Regions from separate parts of the Homo sapiens genome. Here regions 2 and 3 are each linked to region 1. Evidence: chromatin contacts called from ENCODE Hi-C or POLR2A ChIA-PET data. All regions are on one chromosome and are shown on one strand. Each heading gives the region's core, a stretch centred on a gene start or an enhancer-like site at or near the end of the contact. The rest is flanking DNA. Distances are from core to core; before and after follow the strand shown.

Region 1 (3,902 bases), core at 1,255-3,754:
CCCTGTCTCTACTAAAAATACAAAAATTAGCTGGGTGTGGTGGCACACATCTGTAATCCTAGCTACTTGGGAGGGTGAGGCAGGAGAATCCCTTGAACCTGGGATGTGGAGTTGCAGTGAGCCGAGATGTTGCCACTGCCCTCCAGCCTGGGTGAAGAGTGAGACTCCGTCAAAAGAAAAAAAAAAAAGAAGAGAAAAGAAAAGAAAAGAGAGAATCAGAGCCAGGCAAGGTGGCTCACGTCTATAATCCCAGCAGCACTTTGAGGCACAGGCGGGCAGATCACCTGAGGTCAGGAGTTGGAGACCAGCCTGGCCAATATGGTGAAACCCTGTCTCTACTAAAAACACAAAAATTAGCTGGGCTTGGGGATGTGTGCCTGTAATCCCAGCTTCTCAAGAGGCTGAGGCACGAGAATAGCTTGAACCTGGGAGGCAGAGATTGTAGTAAGCCGAAATTGTGCCTCTGCACTCCAGCCTGGGTGACAGAGTGAGACTCCGTCTCAAAAAAAAAAAAAAAAAAAGAAAGAAAGAAAGTGAATCAATAAATATATAAGTTTATATAAGGGGACAAAATTCAAAATCCTAGCAAGTGCTCCAAAGCATTTAGCTCTTACTACTCTTTTTGCACTTCTGACATTAGTCTAATTATTTGTCTCCTCAACCTCGAGTTGTTTTTTTCATCTTTGCAACCTCAGCCCCCAACAATTAACATGAGGCATTCAATAGAGTAATAAATTCCAACAAATCTCTGACCTGCTGAGTCTCTGACAGCTCTAGTAGCTTAGCAGTCACAGAAATACCTGAACAGCTTGAAGGTCAAGATTCTGCATTTCCAAACACCACGGTCACCTTAAGATCTAACCTCCACGTCTGGTCCCCTGCAGGAAACAGATATTTGATCTACCCCTTATTCTAAGTTGAAACGTCAGGGACAAATCCACCATCCAAATTAAGGGTTGATCTAATCCACAAACAATCTTTGTGAAGATTTGTCCTTATGATTAAAAAGGAGATCCAGGGTTACAAGAAAAGGATCTGAAATGCTGCTTTCAGATCTCTCCTTTTATAGACACTTGGCAACATTCCTGGAAGCTCAAGTTCCCTTTAAAATGTGTCACGTGTATAACATGTGTGCCTGGACAGAAGTGTGAGGTAAAAGCCCAACCAGAGGCTTAAATACAATAAAGTGATAAGGTCACAGAAAGAAAACCTTGAGTAATCCCCGTTAGAATTATAAATACATTACTAGCTTTTCTCCGAAGTCATTTTCTTTTGGCCTGCATATTCAGGGATACCATTCTGGGAGAATGTCTGGGTATCTTAACAGTGGAAAAACCCTGTCTACCTAAATGTCTAATATTCATCTTCCCTTCCACATTCATTCCATTTCTCCAACTTGGCTGAAAATTCGTGTCAAAGATCCTGAACCCCAATTCCATACAATTTCCTATGTTTTAGACCAGTTTGGCTCTATTTTCACCTTTCAAAGGGGAGATGAGCTTAGAGAACTTTCTCCGATCCCCTGCTGCAATTAGTTCACAGTAACAGTGCCCACCTACCCATTCGCACCAGCCCACGTTGCATCTGTGCCAGGCAGCATGTGCACCCTCCAGGCATCCACCAGCCTGCCAGCTCAGCAGGGCAAAACTGGGCAGACCCTAGTACTGTGCTGTGACTGGCATACCACCAGCCTTCCAGGGCAAACGCCCAGGCAATGCATACTGCCAGGACTTGAGCAATAACAGGGAGCCTAGCTCCAGCCTGTGACCTGGGCCGGGATCAGAGCTCCCCCGAACCCACCCACTAACCACTTAACTCCTTACTTGGCACTGCCCACCTTCTCCCCAGAAACACTACCCCCGACACCAAGCCTGGCAAGCTGGCCACTCAGGGGAAACAACCAGCAACGAGGGTGACGGCAGGTCTCTGGAAAAGGCAGCACACCTGTGCCCTGGAGCCAGAACAGGGTACCACCCCCGACCTCAAACCGGAAGCCCAGGACCCTCGCCCAGTTACTAGTTCTGGCGCCCACTCACCTGCCCATTGCTTGGCCCTCAGCTCCCAGCCGGGCTGGACTCCAAGCTCTCTCCCCGCCCAGCCGGCTGGCGGTTGCGCCCAGGGCTAGACCAGGGCCCACCTGCCCCTCACACAAGCCTCCTCCCCACACGCAGCCCCCTCCTCACCCGCGATTCCCTCTCCCACGCCCCTCACAGCAAACCAAAGCCCTGCTCCCACCATTTGGCTCTCCGTCCTCCGAAAGTCCCGGTTTGCCCCTCTTGCCTACTCGCTCCTCTTCCTCTCTCCCCTACTTCCACCTCCTTTCCCCACGCTCCTCGCCCAATCCCTCTCCCGCCGTCATCCCTGCTCCCCTCCTCCCGGACCGAGCCCTCCCTTTCTCACCTAGGGCCGGGGTCGCAGCTCCACGACCGGCCTGTGGGTCAGGTGGCGCATGCGCGAGCACGGCCCCGCGGCACCATGACAACCTCGTCGTCGCTGGGTGTCTCGCTATCCCCACAGCCTCCCGCCCATTTCTCCTCCCCACGCCTCCGCGACGGCTTTCGCCAGCCACGTGACCCGACTCGGATGACCCGGCACCATGGAGACCGCACGCTGTTCTCCTAGAAGGGCCCTTGGAAATGCGCCCTTTCCCCGCCCCCGCCGGAAGACCAGGCCGGCGCGGGGCGGGGCCAGCGCTCAGAGGCCTACGCTCTGTCCGCGGCCGGCGGGCGTCTCTATGGTTGGTTCCTCAGGCCTCGCCGCCATTTTGTACGGGGGCCTTGAGCAATGAGCGGCTTGGGCAAGGTTTCCAGGCGGGGTTCAGAGGAGCCGGGGGTGGGGCCGGCTTGGAGTCGATACAGAGAGAGGAGCGACTCTCGCACTGTCTTGGTGCGTGCCGCCGTGCCGCCGTGCCGCCGTTGGGGGTGGGGGCCGGGGCGAGTCGTGTCCGGCCTGTGCGCGTGCCGGGAGCGACAGTGCCCGGCGTGGGAGAGCGGGCGTGCGGGCGGCCTCAGCCTGGAGTCGCCGTGACAGGGGTGCCAGACCTCCCCGCGTGCTCCTCGCATTTTCTCTACGCCTGTCGCCCTGTTTGTTTTTTGTTCCCGTCCACCCTCGAGACCGTGCTTCACGAGGTCGAGGCGCGATGAGTTATTTTAAGTAGATGATTTCATGACCTTTGATGTTTGACTGACTTTGTCATGTGCTATGGGTTTTATATGGATGCTGTTTCTTGGTGAAGGTTCACGGTGAACACACGTGTGTAACAGCTAAAGAAAAAAAGGGCTTGGGATCAGTTGACGTTCTGATGCCTTGAATCAGTGAAGGTTACTTAGAAAAAGAATTATTTCGCTAGTGAAAAAGAGGACATGGGCGAGTTTAAAGAGTTGACGGGTCGAGGCAGATTCAAGAGCTGAGCTGTCCAGTAAGATGGTCACTAACGACTGGATAAGTTTCTCAGTTGTACTAGCCACATTTCAGGAGCTCAGTGACCTCTTTATTGGACAGTGCAGATTATATATAGCCCATTCCCAGCATCGCAGAAAGTTATATTGGACAGTGCTGATTTAGATAGTGGGGAATTGTTTTATACTGGTCATCCAGGCCTTTGTAAGTGCTGCTAGGTCGTGGTTAATCACGTTAGTCCTCTAGACACAGGTAATTCTAATGTATTACTGGGTATGGGTGTACTTGTTAGTAGTCAGCTTTACCAACAAGTAATATGCCTACACCATGTAAGGCTTTTGTTTTGGGGACAGAGTGAAAGCAATAGTTAACAATTACCAAGTAATTAGGAGCCGGGCCGCTTTATATGCATCCTTTTATGATTCCTTACAAGTTTATGACGCAGGTGGTATTTTTTTCCAGTTGTGTGGCGTTTTTGCCCATTAGGACTCAACTAAAAACCC
Region 2 (4,095 bases), core at 682-3,181, 4.1 Mb before region 1:
TAAATGTAATCTTACTTGGGAGAAGTTTTCTCTCACAAATTTTGTTTTGTGAATTAAAGGGCTGCAGCTTCCAAGTATTCAGTCCTACAATTTTGGTATAACAGAAAATATTTCTTTCCGAAACTAAACTGGATGGCACACATATGTTGCAATGAAGGCATATAACAGCTATTGAGGGACTGGAAAACCAATATATTGGAATGGAATCCATGATGGCTAGATGCCAGACACACAAGCAATCTAAGTTCCTGGGTAAATATTAACCAAGTGCTTAGGTCTTGTTGCAATCTAGGTGTAAAGAGAGAAGCCAACTCAGAGCCTCCAGGGAGTCTGATGGTCTTAAGGAGGCCAAGACTAGGTTTTCTGCCATTTTAATCCAGTAACTACAATCCATTATTTCACAGATTAATTCTGTGAAGAGCAAACCTCGTAGCTTTTCTTCCCTGTCCTGTCTGCAGTGGTTTTAACTTTAATTGATGGCGAAACTACTCAACCTTTTAGTCAAGAATATCAATAGTAGGGGGGAAAACTAGGTGGAAGGTGAGGGATTCCATGTGCAAAGCGTTTGGGAGTATGTAATAGGGAGGTAACAAGAAGTCCTCTCAATATGTAGTAAAACTTAACAGGAATGGTATTGTTTAGTGTAAATTTTCGGGCTGTCACCTGAATATTAAATGAATTACAAATGTTGATAGAATCATAACTTTATATAATATACCAAGAACACTGATTTCCTGTGATTTTTTTCTTTAAGTGTCCCAGACCATGCAGCTGTGCAGGAAACTGGGAAGCAACTGTTAACAGGGGAATGGACTTGGCGTGAAAAGAAATGTCAAGGTTCATAGATATCCTCTACACCCATTCACAATCTCCCATTTTCTGAGTATTCAAGGCCTCTGGTTTCTCTAATCCCTTTCTTCAAGTCTTGGCAAGATGCATTTTTTTTCCTCTTTGGTAAGACGCCTTTGATATTCTTCAAATCTGGTTTCACCAGCACAGAACTTTGACGTTTCGTTTTGCTTTGTCTCTGGAAGACAAACTCCCTCACTCATCCACGCGACATTTCAAGTCCCTCAAAATTCCCAGGGACAAGAAAACTAGGTACTATGAATTCTGCCTTCCAAACAGCATTCTCTGTTCTGCTTGCAAGGTCGATATAAAGGCAGGATTTGCTTGGGCAGAACAAGTCAAAAGCTTATTGAATTGCACTTATTGAATTGAACATGGAACACAGCCGGCTTGCTCTCTTATAGCGAGAGGCCATGCGAGTTGGTGGGTCAAGGGCATGCATTTCAAAGTGATCAGTCACTATACGTTGGCCACATGGAGTCGCAGTATTTTGGCAATATTTTTAAAAACCAGGGAAAGTTACTGTGCTGTTACAATCCAAAGGCTGGTGGGGTTTTCTTCCACCCCGCATTTCCACTAGCGTGATAAATTATTTAAAGTACGTGGCCTAGTAGAGGACTAACCTCTGGGTAACATAAGCCTAGTCTTCGCAGCGTACCCACTGTGGAAACAAACGAATCAGACGTTACTAATTGTGGAATGTTAAAAGTAGGCCCCGATCGGCTTTTACTCCCTTTGGAAAATCCTACACAATTCTGCGCGCGAAAGACCCACCCTCGGTGAGGCGGTGAGGCGCGAACGCCGCGAAGCTCACAGTCAAAGCCTCGCTGACAAATCAAGAGATGACTCCGCATTTAAAACCTTCCCGAATAGGAACGCGCCAGAGGCCGGAAGCCACGCCACGTGACCAGTCCTCCTCCGCGGCCATTCCTAGCGAGGCAGTAGGCACCGCCTCTGTCACATTTCCTAGCTCCTAAAGCGCGGGACCAGGCGGAAACGTGCGACAGGAGGCGGTCCCACCTAGCTTTGGACTGGAGTGTCAGTAGAACTCCCGTCTTTTCCAGCAACGCTTTGCAAGTTCTTCACCGCAAAGAACTGCCGCAGACTTCCGCCTGGGTGCCAACCACGTGATCACGCGAGCGTTGGAGAGGCGTAGGTCCGATTTCACTACTTCACTCCCCGGGCTCCGCCAGTCCAGTACCCGCCACGGCGCGTGACAACGCGGCTCGCCGGCGGCCTCCGCCCCGGCGCGCCTGCGCACGCGGCTCTCGCGGTGTCTCGCGCTCAGCCCCGCCCACCTCTGCCCCCGCCCTTTCCGCCCCTCCCTCCCCCTTCACCCTGTCTCTCGGCGGCGGCGGCGGCGGCGGTGGTGGCTCGCGCAGCTTGTTGGCTCGCTATATAAAGGAGAGAAGCGGGCGGACCGGACGGCTGGAGCTGCAGCCGGTGGCGGCAGCGGCGGCGCAGGGAGCGGTGACCGGTGGTGGTTTCCCTCCTTGGCGCGGGGTGGGGAGCGGGCAACGCCCCCCGGACCCCTGAAGGGTCGTGGCTTTTTTTTTTTTTTTAAGGCGATTCTCGAGGTTTTCAGCTGCGGGAGGAGTGCCCCCCTCCTCCTCCTCTCTCCGCTCTCCCCTACTCCTTCAGGATTGATTTTGTTTAAAATTTTTTCCCCAATCTTGCGGTGATTTGGGTCACCCTCCGGGTGTTATAGTTTTTTTTTTTTTGGTTTTGTTTTTATCTTGTTTTCTTGGGGTTGCCCCCTCTTGTTTGTGTTGTGTGTGGAAATGGCGAACTCGGCAAATACAAACACCGTGGTAAGGACGTGGTTCGGTGGCCGGCGGGGGCTTCGTTCAGGCTGCAGCAACGGCCGGACCGGGCGGGGGCGGGGACGGCGGCGACTCCCGGCCTCGACTCTTCAGCCGCCCGCGCGGCCGCCGCCGCCGCCGCTTCCCGCCTCGGGCGGATCGGGCCGGAGCGCCGGGCGGCGGGCGCGGGGGGGCGCCGAGGGCTCGCGGCGCGGGGAGGGCGGGGGCGCCGGTGGGGCCTGGGGCCGCCGCGGGCCGGGCCGGGCCGCGGAGGCGGTTGGGCCCGGTCGGGCGCGCAGCCCCGGCCCCAGAACCCGGCCGCCGGGAGGGAGGGCGGGAGGGGAGCCGCCGCTTCCCCCCGAGGGGCCCGTCCGCGCTGGCTTGACGAGGGCTCCCCGAGTGGCTACAGAACAAAAACTGTGTGTGGGGAATCGGGCGAACCCCCGAGACCCATCGTGATCCACTTTAATGCAGTGGAAGATTAATGGTTACTTTGGGGGTTTCTTAGGTTGTTTTTGGCGGCTGTGCTTTGGGAACCTTCTCTGAGGCCATTTTATGTTTAAAAAAAGGACGAAGGTTGGTTGAAAAGCACTTATCTCAGTTCCTTCCGAATGGGTAAAATGGCGAAGGGGAAGACCCCCATCGTATCTTCGCCTAGCAGAAGCACCAAAACAAACAAAAAAAGCCTGCAGTGGTCCAAGTGTCCCCGCTTTCGCCTTGAAATTTACCTACTTCTTCCCGTTGGTCCCTTTTTGTTACTTGCGATCACGTAGGTTTGCAAAAAGCAGTCACATAAATAACCTTTTCAGTCACCAACGCAGTGTGATCACTAGTCCACCCAACTCTTATTTTTATGATGACAATAAAACACGTTTTTTGCCCGGTCCCAAATGCCGCAGACCAGCCCGCGGCCGCCCGACACCGTACCGTTGGCGACTCGGGTCTAACCATCATGGCTGCGGCCGCTTACCCTGCTTTTCAGTCCCTGAGCCTTGTGGTCCTCCTCCCTTTGGCTGCCCTGTTTATATAGAGCCATTGCCGCTCTCTAATATAGACTCTGCCAGGATGGGAAGGTGCTTTTCAGGCCTACGTCACCGCCTCTCCATTTAAACACCAGATCCGGCTTTAAATAGTGAGAGCTGCTGAGAGCGGGGCTGGGAGGTGCGTGCTCCCGAGGCAAGAGCCAGGCGTGTGCAGAGCTCAGTTTATTTCTAGGTCCTTTTTTCACCCTGTGATTTCGCACCCGTCGCGGGCTGCTTTCAGAGCCCCAAGTTTTGGTTTTGTTCCCAGCAGCAGCTAGGATTTGCCTTCTTTGTTTGCTAGGGGGAATATATCCGAATCGCTGTCCCTTTTTGTTTACAATTTTCAAAATTAATTATTTAAAACAAAGAGTTTTAGATCAGATGGTCTAGCCATTTTTCTTATGTGCATTATTTTCGGGAAT
Region 3 (4,284 bases), core at 879-3,378, 4.2 Mb after region 1:
TTGTTAAATATAAGTGTTTCTTTAAAAGTCATAACTGTATTGATAGAGTTAAAATGACATTCCATTGGGTTACAAAAAGCAAGGCTATCCTTTTTTTTTTTTTAAAGTACTGTCTTTAATTCACTATTTTCCAATCCAATCAATAAATCTGATCTGACATTTTCAAGTTCGTTAGGTAGTTAGAGATTATGCTGGTTTCTGCATCCAGGCCTTAACACAATAAATGATATGTACATGCTTAGAGTATGTGTTTTCTTTAATATGTAATATACATTTGTTTTTTCTCTCTTCCCCCATTGTAAATCTTGTTCAGGACATGCTCTACATTTCCTCCTTTATCAGGCTGCATGTAAGAAAATACGTTGTCGTCTACTAATCTGAATTGTTGTGTCTTTGATACCTCAAAGAGGTTATTGGGAGTTCTAACTGATAATTCAAACTCATACTTCTTGGGTCAGAATACAGTTCTTGCTTTTCAATGATGTCAAGGCCCACCTCAGGCAAAGTATAGGCTTCTGAACCAATTTCTTGTCAAATTAGTAAAGAAGGGATTTTTCAAACTTCAATTTTGGAAAAGGAGATAACTTTTTCAAACTGTAATCTCTGCCAAGATGCTATGCAAAGGATTTACAAAGGAATCTATAGAACTCAATTCTGCTTCTTAAATACGCAGAGAGGAGTTAAAGATTTCAAATCTTTTAAAAACATAGTGATTCAGCCACGTTCTGTTTATCTGTAAATCTAATAGTGTATGTAGTTGAACTCTTAAAATTCTGGAATGTTTATTTTATTTTATTCATTGTCTTGAGAGGAGCAAAAGGAAGCGAGAGGGCATAGCTTTGAAGAACTGGCAATTTGGCAACTTCTCTCCCCTTGCCACCCCTCCCCCACTATCTTAGCTATTTGATCTGATTAAACAGCTTTGGAATGGTAGCCAGACTTCTGTATGCTAACGAGGCCCCTACCCTATTCGCGATTTAATGCGATTTCATCCCCCCAGAGCTTCCCGGTGCCCAGTGGAAGCCTGACTTCGCAGAAGTCTCCCAATTTTGTCAGGGGCTCGCCAGTGAAGAGTTCACACTGACTTGAAGCAGACACAGACTCATTGGACGCCTCGGGTCACATCGGATTATTCATTAGCAAATTCTTTCCACCTTCTATCTAAGTAGTGAAAGGTGACGCCAGAATCGCGTGTGCCACTCCTCTAAAGGGACCCTGATAACACCCAGTCCAGGCTCTACAACTTCTGCCTAGTCACTTGCTTCCTAGCAGTAGAAAGTTTCCAAAGGTTGCCTTAAGTCCTCCCTACCCCTAAGCCTAAAGATCAGAGCTCCAGGTCCCACCACCTAGCAGGAATCTGAGCATTTTGGAAGTTTCTGGTGTAGAGGGAAGAACCGAAGGGGTGGTAGCGGGGAACCGCGCAGAGTAACCCCCCTGCACTACGTAAGGAAAGCCCTGGCTGCAGGAGGGAGCGAGCCTGACATTGAGACGTTCCAGGGGGAGGGTGAGTTGCTGTCCTGGAGTCGCCAGGAACAGCAGCGACAGTTCCAAGAAGCGAGAGAGGAAGGTGGCCGAGATAAAGAGAACACTTCGGGAATAAGAATATTAAAAAGCGGCAGGACCCAGAGCATTAGCAAACGGCAGAGCACATGTAGTAATTTGTTAACACGAAACGGCAGCCTTCCAACTTTTGCACTGAAACACGGGGATTTACCCTTTGGGGGATTAAAAATGTTGATACGCAAAGCCAAAGGCTAATGAATAGGATTCAGTGGCTTGCTGGCAATATTTAAATATTTCTGTCCGGGAGCGCAAACTCTTCTGCAGTTATTTAGAAAAGTAGGGAGTTAAACCAAACTATAATACTCTCCCGTGCGTCTCCACTTTCCCCAGCCCGAAAAGGAGCTACCAGCGCTGTACTGCCCCTTTAAGACCTGCTGGCTCTCGGGCTCTACAAAAGGGAGTGACCTCTGGGCTTTGACAGCTCTCCTAATAACTACCACGGCGCAGGCCCCGCCCACCTAGCTACCAGCAGCGCCGATTGGCCGGCGGGCCGGTATCCCGCGCTGTGATTGGCCCGTCGCTTCCCCTGAGCGAACCTTTAGAACTCTGAGACAATATTCTGTTACATTGTAGCAAAATGGCGACTGTCATTCACAACCCCCTGAAAGCGTAAGTAAGACTAAAAAATGTACATATTCCGCGTGGTTTCAATATGAAAAAAAAGGCGCCTTCTGCGTGGCGAGCGCTGCCAGAGCATTGCGCTTGCAGGCGCCTCCAGCCGCGGCGGGGCTTCTCTCTTCTTTCAGCTCTTACTTCTTCATCTTCTTTTTTTCCCCCAACGCGCAGAAATGTCAGGAGATGCAATTAACAAGAAGAAAATTGTTACATTTGTGTTCTGCTAAATTGCAGAGAGAGCCAGATATAGGGGTTGCAGGCGGAGAAGCCCGGCGCTCGAGCGCTCTACAGCAGGAGGGTCGCGGGAGCTCGGGGACGGCGCGGTCCCCGGAGTCCCCCGCCTCGCGGGCAGGGAGCGCGGCTTCGGGGGCTGCTGGGCGGGGGGCGAGCGTCGGGCAGTGGCCGCCTCGGTGTACTTGGCCGAGCCCCGCGCCCCCGAGCCCGCGGCCCCCGCCCCGCCGCTGGGTCCGCTGGGTCCAGCGGACGGACCGCGGAGGCTCCGGAGTTTGCAGGGCGCTCTTCGCCTTCCGATCGCTCGCGGGGAGTTTGTGCAAACCTTCCGGAGTTGGAGCACCGCGGGGGAAGCAGCGGGTCCCGGGCGTGCTGGGGCCCAGGTGGTCGCCCCGGGCTTTCCCCGGCAGCCCCCGGATCTCGGAGGCGCTCCGGGCGATCGAGCGTGTGTCTGCTCGTGTATTTGCGAGCGAGCTGGCTTTAGTGGATTAACGACTCGGGTTAACTTGGGGTGGATTTGGAGGCAGGGAAGCCGCAGGTCTTATGAATGGTGTTCTCGCCACCTCTGGGTGAGGCGCTGAGGCAGGCGGAGAGGCGGTTTTGGGGCTCCTGGCCCGAGGGGGCAGCGTCTGCTCCCGGCCGGGCGAGGGGCAGGTGCCTCTGGCCGCCTCGGGGAGACTTTGAGCGCTTGCCCAGATCCTGGACAGAGTGGGGCGGGCCGGGCGAGGACTCGCGGGGGCCAGCCCCGGGTCCAACAGCCAATTTCTGCCTGCCTGCCTTCCTCCTCCTTTTCATCCTTCCTTCCTTCCTTCCTTCCTTCCTTCCTTCCTTCCTTCCTTCCTTCCTTCCTTCCTTCCTTCCTTCCTTCCTTCCTTCCAGTCAGTGGAACTGTTAAGCCGCCAAGTCCGCTCGCGATCGCGGAGCCAGGGGTGGCCTCGGAAAACTAGTGTCGCTCTGAAAGGGGTGCTATTGGGTGATGTCGGCAGAGGGTGGCTCCCTCCGTATCCGAGGTGGGCTGGGGGGTCCTCACCCCTTCGACCGGGACTTCCCCGCCCGGACGAAGCCGCAGGCGAAGTGGCAGAGGGAGGTGCAGGTCGGGTGGGGGGCGGTTCATGCCGAATTCTCCCTGGTGCGTGGCCGCTGTCGACCCTGGTTCTTTTAATTCAGCGCATTCTCGTCTTCACCCCTGGCCACTCCTGGAGTTGAAAACCAGGTTCGCTCCCGGGGACGGTAGGGGGTTCCTAACGCAAAGGAATGCACAGGGAGAATCGGACGTGTTTGCGCCAGCTCGTCGCCCATCAGAAATAGGGAAAGGGGTAGGAAGGCCCCAGGTTTCAAATATATTTATATGAAAGCTGCCGTTAAGAGGACGTTGGAAGCTGAGGCTGATCAGATAGGAGCTCCTGGCTTCAGTTCTGGCTCGGAAGCTCGGATACACTGCGCTTGAACGCCACAGCGTTTCACCCAAGAAAGAAAATGTTTTATGGCAGAATAAATGGGCGTAACTTCGCCGCATCCTCGCTGCCGGTTGCTTTCGCTGCAACACCGCTGATGCTGTTTCTACCGAACCCACAACTGATTTTCAGTTTCCCCATTTCCAGCCGAAATCACATAACCGGGCTGATGCCACCTGGTAAACTCAAGTTAGAGAACCTATTTCACATGTGCACCAGGTTTGTTTCCTCCTGGGAAAGCCGTACCCTAGTTACCCGGGAGCCCGCTTTCGCGCGGGCGGGCGCAGTATCTCTAAGCTTGTGTTCCCCTACTCGCTCCAGGGTTTTTTGGATCACAGTAGGGTGCGTGTTTGGGGAGGGAGTCTGTGTAGGGTGGGGTTAAGGGTGGGGGAAGGGACAGACGCGGGAAAGAAGGTGGCGG

The links. A loop is a pair of places that touch in the nucleus more often than their neighbours do. ChIA-PET counts read pairs that join two places held with the same protein, here RNA polymerase II (POLR2A). Pooled maps may share reads with other maps.
Region 2: a pooled map shows a loop between it and region 1 (32-fold over the local background). The contact joins the promoter of GTF2A1-AS1 here to the promoter of CIPC in region 1. A Hi-C loop is called at or near these places in 8 of 50 pooled maps.
Region 3: a loop to region 1 is called in a map of naive thymus-derived CD4-positive, alpha-beta T cell, with 16 times the contacts of the local background. The contact joins the promoter of DPF3 here to the promoter of CIPC in region 1. A Hi-C loop is called at or near these places in 1 of 168 maps with a recorded cell type or tissue (naive thymus-derived CD4-positive, alpha-beta T cell) and 4 of 50 pooled maps. POLR2A ChIA-PET finds 5 or more read pairs at or near these places in 1 of 52 experiments (activated B cell).

Annotation. Positions count from the first base shown.
Region 1 is chr14:77,096,860-77,100,761 of GRCh38, reverse strand. CIPC (CLOCK interacting pacemaker) reads right to left here and starts at 2,504. Exons shown (of 4, transcript NM_033426.3): 1 at 2,401-2,504. LOC124903350 (a long non-coding RNA gene) reads left to right here and starts at 2,744. Exons shown (of 2, transcript XR_007064275.1): 1 at 2,744-2,886; 2 at 3,862-3,902. RefSeq lists enhancers at 1,734-1,893, 2,033-2,862, 3,224-3,273 and a silencer at 2,894-3,043.
Region 2 is chr14:81,219,054-81,223,148 of GRCh38, reverse strand. GTF2A1-AS1 (GTF2A1 antisense RNA 1) reads right to left here and starts at 1,931. Exons shown (of 2, transcript NR_135252.1): 1 at 1,624-1,931; 2 at 1-1,510. It overlaps GTF2A1 (general transcription factor IIA subunit 1), which reads left to right and starts at 2,190. Exons shown (of 9, transcript NM_015859.4): 1 at 2,190-2,660. The coding sequence starts at 2,631. RefSeq lists silencers at 2,026-2,325, 2,356-2,405, 2,936-3,055 and enhancers at 3,396-3,485, 3,526-3,595, 3,468-3,976.
Region 3 is chr14:72,891,945-72,896,228 of GRCh38, reverse strand. DPF3 (double PHD fingers 3) reads left to right here and starts at 2,128. Exons shown (of 11, transcript NM_001280542.3): 1 at 2,128-2,172. The coding sequence starts at 2,141. RefSeq lists an enhancer at 1,874-2,168.